Regions from separate parts of the Mus musculus genome. Here region 1 is linked to region 2. A link is a loop called in an ENCODE intact Hi-C map of the cell type or tissue named here. Cell type or tissue: heart. All regions are shown on one strand.

Evidence for each region. Hi-C counts contacts between places; a loop is a spot of excess contacts. Peaks named below come from ENCODE experiments on the same cell type or tissue, not always from the same donor. Only the 100,000 strongest peaks of a DNase experiment are listed, where the experiment ranks them.
Region 1: it touches region 2 in a loop (3-fold over the local background); 17 of 42 quality-filtered maps call a loop at or near these places.

What each region holds. Positions count from the first base shown.
Region 1 is chr16:20,608,033-20,616,032 of GRCm38, reverse strand. Alg3 (asparagine-linked glycosylation 3 (alpha-1,3-mannosyltransferase)) reads left to right here and starts at 5,272. Exons shown (of 9, transcript NM_145939.3): 1 at 5,272-5,490; 2 at 6,947-7,046; 3 at 7,144-7,291; 4 at 7,387-7,547. The coding sequence starts at 5,295. It overlaps Eef1akmt4-ece2 (Eef1akmt4-Ece2 readthrough), which reads right to left and starts at 4,432. Exons shown (of 20, transcript NM_177941.1): 1 at 4,213-4,432. The coding sequence starts at 4,408. Eef1akmt4 (EEF1A lysine methyltransferase 4) reads right to left here and starts at 4,432. Exons shown (of 3, transcript NM_025462.2): 1 at 4,213-4,432. The coding sequence starts at 4,408. In heart, a CTCF peak has its summit at 3,972; DNase peaks (open chromatin) are centred at 4,432 and 5,372; H3K4me3 peaks cover 3,098 bases; H3K27ac peaks cover 2,139 bases.
Region 2 is chr16:20,544,329-20,552,328 of GRCm38, reverse strand. It overlaps Ap2m1 (adaptor-related protein complex 2, mu 1 subunit), which reads right to left. Exons shown (of 12, transcript NM_009679.3): 12 at 7,420-8,000. It overlaps Abcf3 (ATP-binding cassette, sub-family F (GCN20), member 3), which reads right to left and starts at 3,726. Exons shown (of 21, transcript NM_013852.2): 1 at 3,584-3,726; 2 at 3,216-3,363; 3 at 3,015-3,094; 4 at 2,539-2,585; 5 at 2,228-2,325; 6 at 2,005-2,127; 7 at 1,642-1,908; 8 at 775-855; 9 at 626-685; 10 at 467-523; 11 at 345-367; 12 at 175-230; 13 at 1-70. The coding sequence starts at 3,656. It also overlaps the pseudogene Gm15760. In heart, no CTCF peak of the experiment used is centred here; a DNase peak (open chromatin) is centred at 3,778; H3K4me3 peaks cover 2,493 bases; H3K27ac peaks cover 1,985 bases.

The DNA.
Region 1 (8,000 bases), 64 kb before region 2:
TTTCAAAGACACTGACTCAGAAGAGCTGAGAAATAATCCGTGCCTTGGGAGTTGGGGATGGGGTGCAGGGAAATTTGGAGTAAATTATCTACAATGCAATCTCTAAGCTAGGCATAGTCTCATAACTTTAATCCCAGCATTTAGGAGGCAGAGGCAGGTGGACTCTGAGTTGGAGGTCAGCCTGGGCTAAAGTATGACCCTGTTTCAAAAATAACAACAAAAGAATGCAGTCTCTAAGAGGGCAGGGTCAAGGAGAGGGAGGACAGCCCAATTTACATTGCTTTGAAAGAAAGTGCTCTTTTGCAGGTCTTCCAGTAGCCCATCTTGGGCTAAGAATGGGGCTAGATAGCAGCTCTTGGCAGGTTCCATAAAGGGATCTCACTTTCTTGGTATCCAGACTGCTTCCAATTCTTATTTATCAATATCATAGAATGATGAGATTAGGAATTCAAAGCCAGCCTCATCTACATAGTAAGTTCCAGGCCAGCCCATGTATCGTAACCATGCCTCAAAAATCATAAACAGGCTGGGCTGGGTTGCAGGCACCTTTAATCCCAGCACTGAGGAGGCAGAGGCAGGTAGGTCTCTAAGTTCCAGGCCAGCCTGGGCTACATAGTGAAATCACACTCAAAAAGAAAAAAAGAGAAAGACATTAAAGAGAAAAAAATTAAAGTGTTTTCTTTTTAGATAGGCTGCCTATGTAGTTGAGAATGGCATTGAAATTCTGATCTTTCTTCTCCTGGGTTTTAGTACCAGATGAATGAATGAATGCATAAAATATTTATTTATTTATTTATTTAATGAATGTATATGAGTACACTGTAGTTGTGAGCCATCATGTAGTTGCTGGGAATTAGAATTCAGGACCTCTGCTTGCTCTGGCCTAAAGATTTATTTATTATTATATTTAAGTACACTTTAGCTGTCTTCAGATGCACCAGAAGAGGGCATCAGAAGACATTACAGATGGTTGTGAGCCACCATGTGGTTGCTGGGATTTGAACTCAGGACCTTCAGAAGAGCAGTCAGTGCTCTTAACTGCTGAGCCATCTCTCCAGCCCAACTTTGATATGTTAAGTAGGCACCTCAGCCATTGGTTCCAGGTTTGAAACTTGACACTTCTACTTCTGGATCACTGGGATTCAGATTTATGTGAAATATGGACTATTTGCAATTTACATGATACTAGGAATTGAACCCTCAGCTTCCTACAAGCTAGACAAGAACTTAATGAACTGAGTGACATCCTTAGCCCTCCCCCCAAACTGTTACAGGTAGTAGTCACTGAACACTCAGTATTATGCTAAGTAATTCATAAGAATTCTTAGTTTATTTTCAATATTGATTCATGCAGAAATAGTATTTTATTGTTCTCAGTTTTTAGGTGGAGAAATTGAGGAAAATAGTTAAGGAGCTTTCCAAGGACACAACAGAGATGGAGCCAGAATTTGGGCTGACATCTGTTTCACACCAAGCCAGAGCTTCTAACCACGATGCTCAGCTGCCTCTCAGTTTCCAAGAGGCCCACTCAAGCCTGGTGGGACACTGCAGCTTGGGCTACGTTAGCATGACCAGTGGGCTGTATTTCACTATGAAGCTATTACTGCTTCTCCTTGTGCGCTGCATGGCAAGACAGCAGAACTAGAAATCCTGCTATCAGAGAGCATCTGCAGTTCACATGCCCATGACTGCAGACACTGCCAATGTTCTGACCAGACCCCTGTAGCCCTTTTGTAAGCGTTAGTCTGTCCCCAGGTTTTGGTATTTGCTTCTCAAGGTCGTCATGTCATCTGTGCCCCTTCAGGCCAAAATTATTCTCGAGATTTTGCCTGAGATCACAGTTTTATCTTTTTTTACTTTCCCTATTCTGTTTTTGTTTTGTTTTGTTTGTTCGAAACAGGGTTTCTCTGTGTAGCCCTGGCTGTCCTGGAACTCACTCTGTAGACCAGGCTGGCCTTGAACTCAGAAATCCACCTGCCTCTGCCTCCCAAGTGCTGGGACTAAAGGCGTGCGCCACCACACCTGGCTGCCTCTCTCCATTCTCCGTTCTTACCTGTCAGTTTTTCCTGGAAGCCACTACTGGATGAATGACTTGGACAGGAATCTCCTTCTTGGGATCCTTTCTGGGGAACTCAACCCAAGACAGTAGATTGATTTACAGTAGAATCTTTATTTCCTTTTGATAAATAAAGCTTTGGGTAGGTATAGTGGCTCACGTCTGTAATCTCAGCACCCAGAAGGCAAAGGCAGACAGAGCTTTGTGAGTCTGATGCCAGACTAGTCTACCTGTGAGTTTTAGGCCAGCCAGGACTACAGGAGACTCTGTCTTAAACATAAGTTTTATGCCGGGCAGTGGTGACGCACGTCTTTAATCCCAGCACTTGGGAGGCAGAGAAAAAAAGTTTTATTAGAGAACATCAGTTCTCACGCTGTAGACCAGGCTGGCCTCGAACTCAGAAATCTGCTTGCCTCTGCCTCCCGAGTGCTGGGATTAAAGGAGTGCGCCACCACCGCCCGGCGATGCTAAGATTTTAACGAAGACAGATGTCTTGCCCACCAGCAGTATGACAATCAGCTGTGGAGACTGCTGAAAACAGAGCCCTGAGTGCAGGCCTGCTGGTGCCCACCTGCAATCCCAGCCTTTAGGAGGTAGGGGTGGAAAATATCCTAATCAGTAAATGTCAGGCTAGACTGCTACATAACAAGACCCCATTTCAACAAAAGAAAAAAGGTCCCTAGCTTCTATATTAGACTTCCCTGGAATTAGAATCTCAGAGTGGAGCCTAACTTGCCAGTTAATTTTGAAAGGCACTAAAGCTTGATAAACGTAGTTCTGTGGTAACTCTATAAATAAACGCAATAGTATACAACCACAGAATTCAAGAAACTGTTTACTTCTAGTGGGGAGAGGTTACGGGGAAACCATAAGCAAACTCCAAGGACACACGAAGCTTTTAGCCAGGTATTGGTCTAGATGCTTCACATACTCGTCTAATCACCAGAAGATCTCATCTGTAGGTTCTCATTTTCTTAGTTATTTACTTATGTTGTTTTGTTGAAACAGGGTCTTTCTATGTAGCCTCCTAGCTGTCCTGGAACTTGCTGCATAGCCCAGGCTGGCCTCTTGCTCCCAAGGCTGGGATTAAAGGTGTGAGTCACCACACCCAGCTAGGTTTTTATTTTCTTAAGGCTTGAAAATAGAGGCACAGAAATTTAAAGATTTTGTACAAGATTACAATTCCAGCTAAACCAAATTTCTACCATTAACTACTTGCTCTCAGAGTCCAAATTCTTAGCCACTAGGTTATCCTTTCTAGTCCTGGTCATTTTCTACTCCCCCCCCCCCAAAATATATATACTATATGTATAAGAGATACCCTTTTTATCCCTATCAAGTATTCCACTTAAATGTATACAGGCTTTAGAAGCAGAGGTAGTTGGATCTCTGTGAGTTTAAAGCCAGCCTATTCTATAAGGTGAGTTCCAAGCCAGCCAGGATTTCATAGTGAGACCCTGTCTAAAAACAAAAACAAAAACAAAAAACCCAAAATGTATACAGGCTTCTTGAACAAAACGTTTACAAACTATATTTGGAAGGCAACTCAACTCATTCAAACTTTTCCTGAGTATCCAGCAGCTGACATCCTAGCATCGCTCTTGTTGACACCTACCTCAGCTGCAATTCTCCATCAGACTCAGCATTATTCTACCCTATGAGTGTTTAGGACCAAACTTTTCTCCTGGAGTTCAGAGAAGTGGTGACTCCCTTTACCTGACAACAACTCCGGGTGCCCGCTGGTGCGAAAAGAAAACTAGGTGTTATGCTCGAGGTGCACACGATTTACTCCAGAAAAATTTGCAGTCCCATTTCTAGAAACGGAAACTGAAACACACAATGGATTCATGACTTGTCCTAGGTTACACAGCCAGTTAAATGCTGGGACTTGAAGTAGGTCCACAGAGATATGCTTTCCAGTGTCCTAGGTGCCTCCAGTGTCTGGGGCAGGGTAATGCCCCTCGCTGGGACACCAAAGGACTGTCTTTTTCCAAAGTCCTGACGATCTCTTATTCTGTCTGCCCTTGTTAAATACAGACAGATTCTGAAGGTACTGGGTGTTGGCTCCGAACTGGGGCGTCCTGGTACAGGAGAAAGCAGAAGAGAAGAAAGCGGATGTGATCTGGCCAGCGACTGGTGGCTGGGACACTACCCACCTAGCACGAGGATACGGTCCTCAGGACACAGCTCCGGCTCTAGGAGGGCACGGAAGGAAGCGAAGTCTCCGAACCACTCGTAGGGTCCAGAGTCGGCCGCGTCTTTGTAGCGCTGGTCCCAGTACTGGACTTGGCGGTACTGGAAGTTCTTCTCCGGTAACTCCGGAGGGGACACCGGAGTCCGGGGAGAGGCCATGCTCAGGGCAGCGCCGCAGCCAGGGCGGGACTAAGGAGCCCAATCACCGAGGTAAGAAATGGAAGGCGGAGCCTGTGTCTCCGCCCTCCCCTGCAGCTGCTCCACACAAACACGTGGAACTTCCGTCACCTTCTAAGCTCTTTTTTGAAAATCGTCCGGCTGGGAAGCTGAATTACTTGGTGTCATATTAACGAACTGCCCGTCTAAACTCGACCACATCTCCTCGTGGCAAACCGGATCTGGTCACTAGACGTGACCAGGCTCATTACTGCATCCTCTCGTGTTCGGTTTTCAATAACCCTTTCCAATAAGAGGCGTGATTAATTAAAGATTCCCTTCTTCCCAAGATTTTTGGAGCACCTTCGGGTACTTGGGAAGGCGGGAGGAATACTGAAAGGAGCTTTCCCCTCTACGTGAACACAACTACTCTGGGCATAGGCAGAGTGGAAAGCTGGGCTTGGAGAAGAGAACAGAACTGTTGTTTTGTTTTCTGGGCAAACACTGATATACTCGTGTTTATGTGCTCTGAAAGGGACATACACCGAGAAGTATATGTATATTTATATTACAACATCGTGTAGTCTTTCAAAGGAGATGCGTTCTAAGGACTAGCTATCTTATCCTTATTCCGGTGCACATATTCACATTAGAAATATCTCTCACCACTGTGTATAATAAGCACTAAATATGTAGCCAATGAATCATTTTGGCCTAGAAACTCCAGCTCCCTGAGTCTAATTAACAGACTGATTTTTAGTAAATAAGACTTCTGGTTACTCGGCTCAGCATTTAGTTTGAGAAGACGCCCAGAGCGTGAGACCGGAACCTAGTGTGTGAGAGTTGGTTTTCCCGGGTGGTGGAAGCAAAAGAGTGGTGCACTGTCAAGATGGCTGCTGGGCTGCGGAAACGCGGCCAGCCGGCTTCTGTCGGCCAGCCGGCAGGAATCTGGAAACAATGGCTACAGCGTGCCTGGCAAGAACGCTACCTACTGCTGCGGGAACCGCGCTACACATTGCTGGTGGCCTCCTGCCTCTGCATAGCAGAGGTGGGCATCACCTTCTGGGTCATTCACAGGGTGGCATGTGAGTTCACTGAAGGGGAGAGAACCGGAGGGAGGGAGGGATACCCAAACTAGATTACAGAGCTTTCATTCACCGATCAAACCCATATCCTTTACCTGACCCAAGCCCATTTTCCAGAACAGCGATCATAATCTCTCTCCCATATGGGAGGGAGGTTACCCAGAGATTACCTCCTGCGTTTAACATTCAGCCTGCTAAGAAAGCATAAGCAGCCACGAAGTTCTGGCCAGAATTAATGTGCTGTTGCTGCTGCTGTTCCTGATGCTTGTCTGTAGCCTTAGACAGTCACTTCCCACCGCAGATCTGATTTTTCATGCTTTTAATTCTTAGGTCTTGAAAGTCCTTTTAAAGAGTGCATTTTGTGACCTTTTAAGTCCATTAGGTACTGGTGTCTTCCAGGATCAGTCTTTTTTTAAAAAAACAAAACAAAACAGAGTCTCACTAAGTAGCCCTGATTGGCTTTGCTATGTAGACCACAGTGGCCTCAAGCTCACAGAAATCTGCCTTCTTCTGGCTCCTGAGTGTTGTTGAGATTAAAGGTGGACACCATCACAACTGGCTTATAAAGACCCTGTTCTTAAAATGAGAGTGAGGAACATTCCAGAAAGAGAATCACCATTAACCTCTAACCTCCACACTCATACTCACATGCATGTACACTCACTTATGTGTGAATCCACACATGTGCATATGAACACACACAAGACAGAGAAAGAGAACAAGACTGTTTCAAGAACTAAGAAGCTGGGTGGTGGTGGCACACGCCTTTATCCCAGCACTTGGGAGACAGAAGCAAGTGGATCTCTGTGAGTTTAAGGCCAGCCTAGTCTACAGAGTTCCAGGACAGCCAGATAGCCAGAGCTATACAGAGAAACCCTGTCTTGTAAACACACACACACACACACACACACACACACACACAAACTGAAAAGGAGAGAAGTACTACTTGAAGAATACAGGAAAGAGTAAATTTGGAGTAGGAAGAAAGATCATAAAATCAGTTTTACACATTTGAGTTTAAGACACCCACATTCATGGGCCTAAGGAGATAGCTTAGCACGTGGTATTTACCATGCAAATGTGAGACCCATAGTTCACATTCCTAGCATTAGGCATAAATGCCAGGCAGGCATGGTGACCCATCTATGATCACGGCACTGGAGAGGCAGGACAAGGGATCCTTGAAGCAAACTGACTAGCTAGACTCTGTTATATAAATGACAGAGGAAGACACCAGTGTCAACTCCTGACCTTCATATGCATGCACACATAACACACAGACGAAATATATGGGTTCACCCAGAGAATGCCGTAGGTGTGGTTACATCAGGGACGATAATGGGAGAAACCTGGGAATGAGGTAGAATCTCTGGGCTTTGGTGGTCTGAAGGCATGGGGTTTAGAAGTAGGCAAGTTCTGGACTCAGAAGGAACGAGACCATGTTATCTTCTTCCAGACACAGAGATTGACTGGAAGGCCTACATGGCCCAGGTGGAGGGTTTCATCAATGGCACATATGACTACACACAGCTGCAGGGTGACACCGGACCTCTTGTGTGAGTGAGGATAGGAAGTCTGAAGGCATTGTGAAGGGCTGGGTGGGTACCAGGCTGATAGTCCTGCCCTAGGCTCATATTTCCTTTCATCTTCCAGCTACCCAGCTGGGTTTTTGTACATCTTTACGGGGCTATTCTATGCTACTGACCGGGGCACTGATATCCCTATGGCCCAGAACATCTTTGCTGTACTCTACCTTGTCACCTTGGTGCTTGTTTTCTTGATATACCACCAGACCTCCAAGGTGAGTTGATGCCACAGGACCAACTGGCCCTGGCCTGAAGTGGGTGGTGGGGGTGGCTCAGGTTTGGGGAGCTGACGTTGGTGCCCACCCTTTAGGTACCTCCCTTCGTCTTTTTCTTCATGTGTTGTGCCTCTTACCGTGTCCATTCCATCTTTGTACTGCGGCTCTTCAATGACCCAGTAGCTATGGCCTTGCTCTTCCTGAGCATCAACCTTTTCCTGGCACAGTGCTGGAGCTGGGGCTGCTGCTGTTTCAGGTCAGAGCCTTTTCCTTCTGCCCCCCCACCCCCCAGTCACATTTCCATATCTTCCCAATGTTCTGCAGGAGAGGACATCAAGAGTGGTTAGATAGCCAGGCAGTGGTGGCGCATGCCTTTAATCCCAGCACTTGGGAGGCAGAGGCAAGCGGATTTCTGAGTTCAAGGCCAGCCTTGTCTACAGAGTGAGTTCCAGGACAGCCAGGGCTACACAGAGAAACCCTGACTTAGGGGGAAAAAAGAGAGTGGTTAGTTACTGTAGGTCACTCTGGCCGCCCTGAACAAGTCAAGGGTCTGTAGAAAGTTCCTTTCCTCATGCTTTCTTCCTATGTTTATCCCAGATGGCATCCATGTTGGGGTTGGCCCTTAAGTATGTCAATCTGTACATGTCCATTTAGTCTGGACAGAGGGACAGGTATTATTCCCTTCTTCCCAGCCTCCTCTCAGGCCATC
Region 2 (8,000 bases):
TGATGTCTGTGGCAATGGCATTCAGGAAGTTTCGGTCATGAGAGACAACTAGGATAGTGGAGGGCCACGTCTGAGGAATAACAGGATGGCAGGCTGTTTGGAAGAGGAACTAGCCCCCAGTGTCTCGGAGGCAGACTTCCTCCAGACCCACTGCAGGGCCTTCCCAAAACTCACCTGCAGGTAATTCTCCAACCACAGGATGGCCCTTACATCCAGCATGTTTGTGGGTTCTGGAGAGGAAGCAGAGAAAACACATATGTGGCGATAAAGGGTGGAGAACCAGGAACAAGGATTATTATCACCCCTGTCTAGCTCTGAAGTCAGTGTAGCTCCTTCAAACTTACCGTCTAACAGCAGAAGGTCTGGCCTATGAAAAAAGAATACAGGGTGTGAGCTTCTATGGCCAGAGACTCACTATGGCATCCCATCACATTCTAGCTACAGGTGCTCAGGCTTGGGGACTCACCTGGCAAAGAGAGCTCGGGCTAAGGCCAATCTCATCCTCCAGCCACCTGAGAACTCCCTGATGACAACAGACTCACATTAGCGCTTTGTGTTCATCATGGCAAGCAGGCAGGTGCAGCGCCAGCAGTGTGGAAAGGCAAGAACAGCAGGGTTCACTCACCTGGTAGGCTGCTGCTGCATTTTAGGAGTAAAACCAAGGCCCGCAAGAATGACTGATGCTCTGGGAAGGAGAATTGGAAGAATCCAGTTGGAACAGATCAAATGAGGGGGCAGCTAACTACGCAGGAGACCAAGTGGGGCTTTACCTACCTGGCAGGTGCCTTATCTGCCTCAATCTCCTCCAGCTTCCCATAGATTTCTGCCAGCTGTGCAGCTTCTGAACCTTCTGCCCTGGGAAGGAAAAGACCCAACCAGCTTATGTAAAGGCAGCGCAAGCGGGCGTCCTGCATTCTCTAGGTTGGAAAGCAGGGACAGTTAGAGTTTTATAGTTCTATAGGCCAAATTCCAAGTTCTGCGGCTCACGAGGGAGGCCACGTGAATTACGGAGACACTATCTAAGGGACAGTGTCTTAGTCAGGGTTTCTGTTGTGGTGGTGAGACACCCTGACCAAAAGCAGCTTGGGCAGGAGAGGATTCGTTGCATCCTATAACTCTCAGGTCACACTCCATCCCTGGGGAAAGTCAAGGCAGGAGCTGAAGCAGAGCCACAGAGGAACACCACTTACTGACTCGCTCAGCCTGCTCGCTTACTGAACCCGGGACCAGCAGCCTGGATGGCACTATGCCCACAATGAGCTGGGTCCTCCTACATCGACCACCAAATAAGAAAATGCAATACAAGCCGGGTGTGATGGCGCACGCCTTTAACCCCAGCACTCGGGAGGCAGAGGCAGGCGGACTTCTGAGTTCAAGGCCAGCCTGGTCTACAGAGTGAGTTCCAGGACAGCCAGGGCTATACAGAGAAACCCTGTCTCAAAAAAACCAAAAAAAAAAAAAAAAAAAAAAAAAAAAAAAAAAAAAAAAGAAAATGCAATACAGGCTTGCCACAGACCAATCTATGGAGGCACTGTCTCAATTAAAGTTTCTCTTCTCAAATAACTCTAGCTTGTGTCAAGTTCACACAAGCCAGCCAGGACAGAGAGCTGCTGCTTATACCCTCAAGCCTAAAGCCTTCACCTGCCAGCGGCAATCCTGAGGCTGAGCTCCCGTTCCTGCCGTAGCAGGTCCTCTCGTACGGTGTCACTTTCCAGCACACTCTGCAAGGCAGGAGTGTCATCTCCAGCAACTTCCTGCTCTACATGCAGTAGGGAAATATGGGCTGGGACACGCAAGCTCCGGGTAGCCAGCATCTTTAGCAATGTCGTCTTCCCCAGACCATTGCGTCCCACCAGGCCGTAGCGTCGGCCCCATGCCAAGTTTACATCTGCTCCAGCCAGCAGTACCCTGAAGGGGTGGTAAGAAAGAGAGATGAAGAATCATCTAGAAACACAGCTCCTTCTCCTTTAATTAGAAAGATCCTGCCACTGGCCATTCCCTCACCTGTCACCAAAAGAGACATCAAAGTTCTCAATTCGCACATCATAGGACTTGTTCTTGCCAGATGATTCCAATCGACTCTCTTTTCTGCTGCCTGCCTGGCTAGCTGACGCCTCCTCCAAGACTCTTTTTAAAAGAGAAACAGACAGCTTTTAGGGCTCCCGAAAGTCCTTCAATACCAGAATCTGCCCTGCTTCCTGCTTAGAGCCCTTCTTCCCAAACTCACAGAGGGTTGCTGGTCTTCAGTGTTTCCTTCTCTGAACGCTTCTCCTGCTTTGCCTTCAGTCGAGCTTCAGCCTTCTCTAGTTTCTTCGCATTTACTGTCTGAGTGAATTCCAAACACAACCAGTTCATACTAGGGTACAGGTTCAAAAAGGAACTCCAGAGATTACTGCAAACAAACCCTTAAACTTACCCATGACGCTACATAAGCAAACACGCAGGGAAAGACACACCAGAAATCTCGCCCAAAGATACACCCACTATTCAGTAGACGGTCAACTCTCACACCCACCACAGCCCCTTCCCACTTCTCACCGAGGACTGTTCCCTCTTTAGCAGTCCTGGAAGTTTGGTGTCACAGTCTGTAAGTGATAAGAAAAGCAGTCACCTTCTCCATGAGAGAAGGGAAATGAAGACTTTGAATGACTAACAAGAACCAAGGATAGTTTTAAAGATAGCATTATAACACTGAAATGGACAGTTATTAGCCTTGAAGTAAAGGGCAAAACGATCTCACACTTAAGAAGAGCCCAATGTACTCTTTTAAGACCACGCTGTTGGTTAAGGTACGAAACTGGCAAAACCAGCTTCAAGGTCTGTATGCCTCCTACTACAGACAATAGCTTGGAGAGCCCTCCAGGCCCCGTTCTCCATCACAAGCTTTTATGGTCACAAAAATACCGCTAGCTCCTACAAGCCTTGTTGTTGAGATGGAGAGACCTGAGCTGCAGCGAGGTGGTGGCTGGGGGTGGAGGCAGAAGGCAGCTAGTTCAATCTCCCCTCACTCTCACCATAGTTTTCCATTATCTTCGACAACTGGATGGGGGCGTCCAGTAGCACCTGGCTGTTTCCCTGGTTCTGCGGTTCAGCCCTATGTAGGTAGAGAGAAAGCACTCACTTGGGAGAAAAGATTTACAGCCTTCAGACCTTCCCCCTCGTTTGTTCTCCATTCTCCTCTCTTTGCCCATCAACTTCATTCCCTTGGCACCTACAGGCGTAGAGTGTTGTACATGCGCTGACAGACAGCCCTAATGCCAGCGTCATCCTTGCTGTCCCCGGACACTTCTTGCAATAGTTCCCCGACAGCTTCCACCAGGTCATCCACAGACTCGAAATCCGCGCTGCCACTGTGCAAGACACCTGAGCCGGGTACCGCAGAACAAGACAGACAACGGGTAGGGCGGATATAGGAGCAGTTTCAGTGTCTGTACAGCTCACTCGGGGCACCAGACCCCACTGGCCCTCAAGATAAGAGGTCACGCAGAGAGACCAGATAGCGGTCTGCTGCACTGTCCGCCCTCAGTCTTTCCCCACAACCTCCACTTCGGCCTCCCCAGGCAGTTAATTCAGTTTCGCTCACCGGTCACGTAGTCGAAGACCTGCCCGTCAATTTCAGGGAACTCGCTTCGCAGGATATCAGCGCAAGTCGCCATGTTCACTCGGGATCCAATCTGCGCAGTCGTGGTGAGACTTGGGCCTAGGACCGCCTCCCTGCCCTTCCTCCCCACCCCGAAATCGCACCCCTCATCCCAAGGAGCATGCGCAGGGTTGACGTAAGAAAGCAGAGTCTGCGTGAGTCCAGGGGGCGGGTCTAGTAGAACGGGACGCAAGCGCCGCGGAGTCCAGCAGGCGTGGCAGCTTCCGCGCCTGCGCGGTTCCAGTTTCCCGTCTACGTCTACCACCTGTGCGGGTTTTCGCTGCCTTCTGGAAAGTGGAGGTTGTATCGAGGGGCGTGGCAGGATCGCCCGAGGCTTATCGTAGTGGGGAGCACGGGAGGTGTTGCGAGGGGAGAAATGCCTAGACACGGGCTAACGTGGGAGGGGGTCGCTTTACAGCTTGGATACCTTCCCCGCAGGCGCATGCTGCTGCTCGCCCACCTTTGGCGTTTTGCTGACTCACGCCAACTCTCGGTCCAGAGTGGATCAGTTTCAATTAGTCCTGCTAGTTGAATCAGCTGGGTGAGGAGCACACTTCTGCTTGCCTCTTTGCTCTGTCCTCAGTTCCTTCACACTTCATAGGTGTTCAACTGGGTCATTGAGAATGAAGTTCTGCCACCCCAAGGCACATCACCCACTGCCAGAAAACCTGAACAAGCCCTTTTATAAGTTCATTGTTTATCCTGGGTCTACAGACAAAGCAGATCTCAAGTGTCTGTAAAAGATACACCTCACACACACACTCAATTTGCAAAATTAGACAACTTTATTCCAATGCGCTCAAATTACACCCGTTTATATTTCCGAGACAATCTCTCTAGAGAGCCTAAGCTAACTTAAGAACTGAACCTCCTGCCTGTCGCCAAAGTGCTGGAATTAAAGGCATGTGACAACACTCGACTGCCCATTCATCCAGCTTAAGCATTATTGCAATGGGGAGCTGCCAGTCTTGGTGTTAAAGTTTAAAAAAGCTATCAGCATGCCTGAGGTTATAGATTAGTTGGTAAAATGCTTGTCTACCCTGAGGCTTTGTGTTTGATCCCCGGTACCTCATAAAACTGGGTGCGGTGCATGCCAATAACTCCAACATTCAGGAGGCAGGGATAGAATGATCAAGAATTCAAGGTTGCTGGACTTAGATGGAACCAGCCTTTAATCCCGGCACTCAGGAGGCAGAAAAAGGCAGATCTCTGAGTTCAAGGCCACCCTGATCTACAGAATTCCAGGACAACTAGGGTTAAAGAGAAAAACCTAAGGAGAAAAAAAAAAAAAAATCAAGGTCACCCCACTGCTACAAAATGAGTTCCAGGCCATTCTGGGGCCATTTGAAACCTTGTTTCAATTCTCTGGTCTCAGTAAGCTACTGAGTACTCAATTCTCTGGTCTCAGTAAGCTACTGAGTACACCCATATGTGTATAATACATTTAGGAGACTAGGGCAGGCAATTTGGGAGTTCGAGGCCATTCTGGACTGTACTAACTTCCGCATAAACAAAACAGCAATTGAACCTCTAGATCTAATAACCAGTTTACAGTAAATTCAGGCCAGGGGCTGGAGAAAGGACTCTGAGAAGTGCTTGTTCTGTTCTCAGCATTAAGACCTGAGTTTGATCCCTTGTACCCAAGTAAAGTCAGATGTATCTGTAAGTCACTGTGGTCTATTTTCTGTATAAAATGTACTTAGGCGCTTCCAGTTTACTTTAGAGTTGAGACATTAGTAGCTATGCAACTGAGCCAATGTATCAGGAAATCAGAGAGGGTTCTCCAGCCCCAGGAGGATACAGGGTTTGGGGTGGAGACAATGGTAGAAAAACAACGGGAAAGACTGAAACTCTCTGGAATATCAGGGGAAAAAAGGGCAGGATTTTTTTTTTTTTTAAATATAGATCAGAGACTCTAAAAACATTGGTTGTGCCAAATCATAGGGCCAGCCAGGCCTTTCTGCCTGTTTCCCAGGCTGCTTTATGTTAGTTATTCTGTCTCCAGTCCTGAGACGTGAGGCACATCTTTACTCCCACACCCTAAACCCCAGTGCTGGTAGGCAAGGTAAGATCACCAGGACTTAGGAGCTGGTCCGCTGAGCAAAATCATTTTTCCAGGGCCAGTGAGATACTGTCTTGAAACTAGAGGCAGTTGAAGAATACACTCAACACGAACATCTGACCTCTATCTGTACACACACACACACACACACACACACACACACACACCATTGAAACCTAGAGGCTGGAGACAGATGGTTCAGCAGTTAAGAACACTTGCTGCTCTTTCAAGGGATTGGTGTGTGGTTCTCAGCATTCAAATGACTGCTCACAACTCTCTGCAACTCCACTTCCAGGGGAACCCGATGCCCCTGTGGCATTGGGGAGTTCTCTGCATACATGTGATGCAGGTAAATCCCTCAGGCATTAAATGAAGATAAAATTAACCAAACACGGTTCTTCTGGCAGGCCATACGGCAGGCATCAAGATGGCACACGCTGCTAAGGCTGTTTCCTACACTTTTACAAAGTTCTTTTGTAGTTCAGGTTCCCCTCCAGACTCTTGCTCTGAGGCCATCCTGAAGAAGATGCTCTGTCCTCACTTTCCGGTTCCCCTTATGAAAATGAACCTTGGAAATACCTGGATTCACAATACCAGAACAGCTATGGCTCTCGCCCTGCTTGGGCTGACTACTGCTGCAACCACAAACGCTTGCCGCCAGTGCTGCTGGGAATCCTTGCCCCATCTGCCGGCATCACAAGTTTCACGTTGACTTTAGGATGTGAAGCTCTTGAAGAGTTTGTGCCCACACTGGTATCATCTTCCATGCCTCATACACAGGGGGTCTGTATGAAGCGGCACAAGACGCTGACCCAGGCCATCCAGAAAGCCAGGGAGTGTGGTCTTCTCAGTTGCTACCTTCTCCAGGTTGAGACCCGAGATGCTGACTTTCCTACTATACATCGAACTGTCAGTGTGACTCCATCAGCCACCACCCCACCCCACCCCCACACTGCTGTCAGGTGAACCTTGGTACCCGTGGTACAGCTGGCAACAGCCACGGAGAGAGAACTGACTCTATCAAGGAAATCTCCTAGAAGAAAGTGCCCCCCCCCCCACCTGAGTCAATGCCTGAGATGCTCAAGACACCACCAGCAGAAGCCTCCACCGAGGAGACCGACCTGGGAAGTCAGACTAAGGGAGTGCAGTCTAGGGCTATGTGGTGTCATGTGTTCTGCAAAGGGTTGTTTTGTGACAGTGGCAGACCCTAAAGGGAATTGACTGGTATGAAGAGGCCAAGCACATTTGAAGTTGAAGAGGGACTAGATGTATATGGGTAACTTTGGAGAGGGCTTACATATGAACTGGAGACTCTTGTGTGTGTGCTAGATCGTGTATCCCTATTTTAAACTCTCTGGCTCAGCTTTTATACAATAACGCTGTGCCTCCTCAAAAGGAAAATAAAACACCAAACCAAGCCAGTCCCCCCTCACCACCCCCCAAAAAAAAGCACAATTAGGGGCTGGAGAAATAGCTCAGTGGTTACGAGCATGCACTTTTCTTACAGAGAACCAAGTCTAGTTCTTAGCACCTACATCAGGTAACTATGAGTTGCCTATAATCCCAGATGCAGGGGATCTGACATCATGGCTGGATCCCGATGCAATCACATTGAGTCCTTTGCGTTAACACATACTAGCGTTGGCCATGAATTGACTGATGTTGAAGCTGGTGACAGGACATGGGGATTAGCTATATTCTTTTTTTTTTTTTTTAAGATTTATTTGTTTTATGTATATGAGTACACCATAGCTGTCTTCAGACACTCCAGAAGAGGGCGTCAGATCACATTGCAGATGGTTGTGAGCCACCATGTGGGTGCTGGGAATTGAACTCAGGACCTCTGGAAGAGCAGTCAGTGCTCTTAACCACTGAGCCATCTCTCCAGCCTCGATTAGCTATATTCTTATGCTTTAAATTTACTCTAGTTTTTGTTTGTTTGTTTAAAAAAGCTGAAACCTCATAAGGTCCAACTGGTGAGGGCAACCCTATTCTTTATTTATTCTAACATACAAGATCTTTGGGACAATCAATCCCCTTAGGAACTCTGGAAGAATGGAGGTTTTTGCCAGGGTTTGATAAGATGCATGGGGAAAATATCTTTCCTGCAAGAACTAATACAAGATCTTGGAGAGATGGCTCAGCAGTTAAAGAGCACTGACTGTTCTTCCAGAGGTCCTGAGTTCATTTTCCAGCAGCCACATAGTGGCTCACAACCACCTCTAAAGGGATCTGATGCCCTCTTTTGGTGTGTCTGAAAACAGCTACAGTGTACTGATATAAATCCTTAAAAAAACA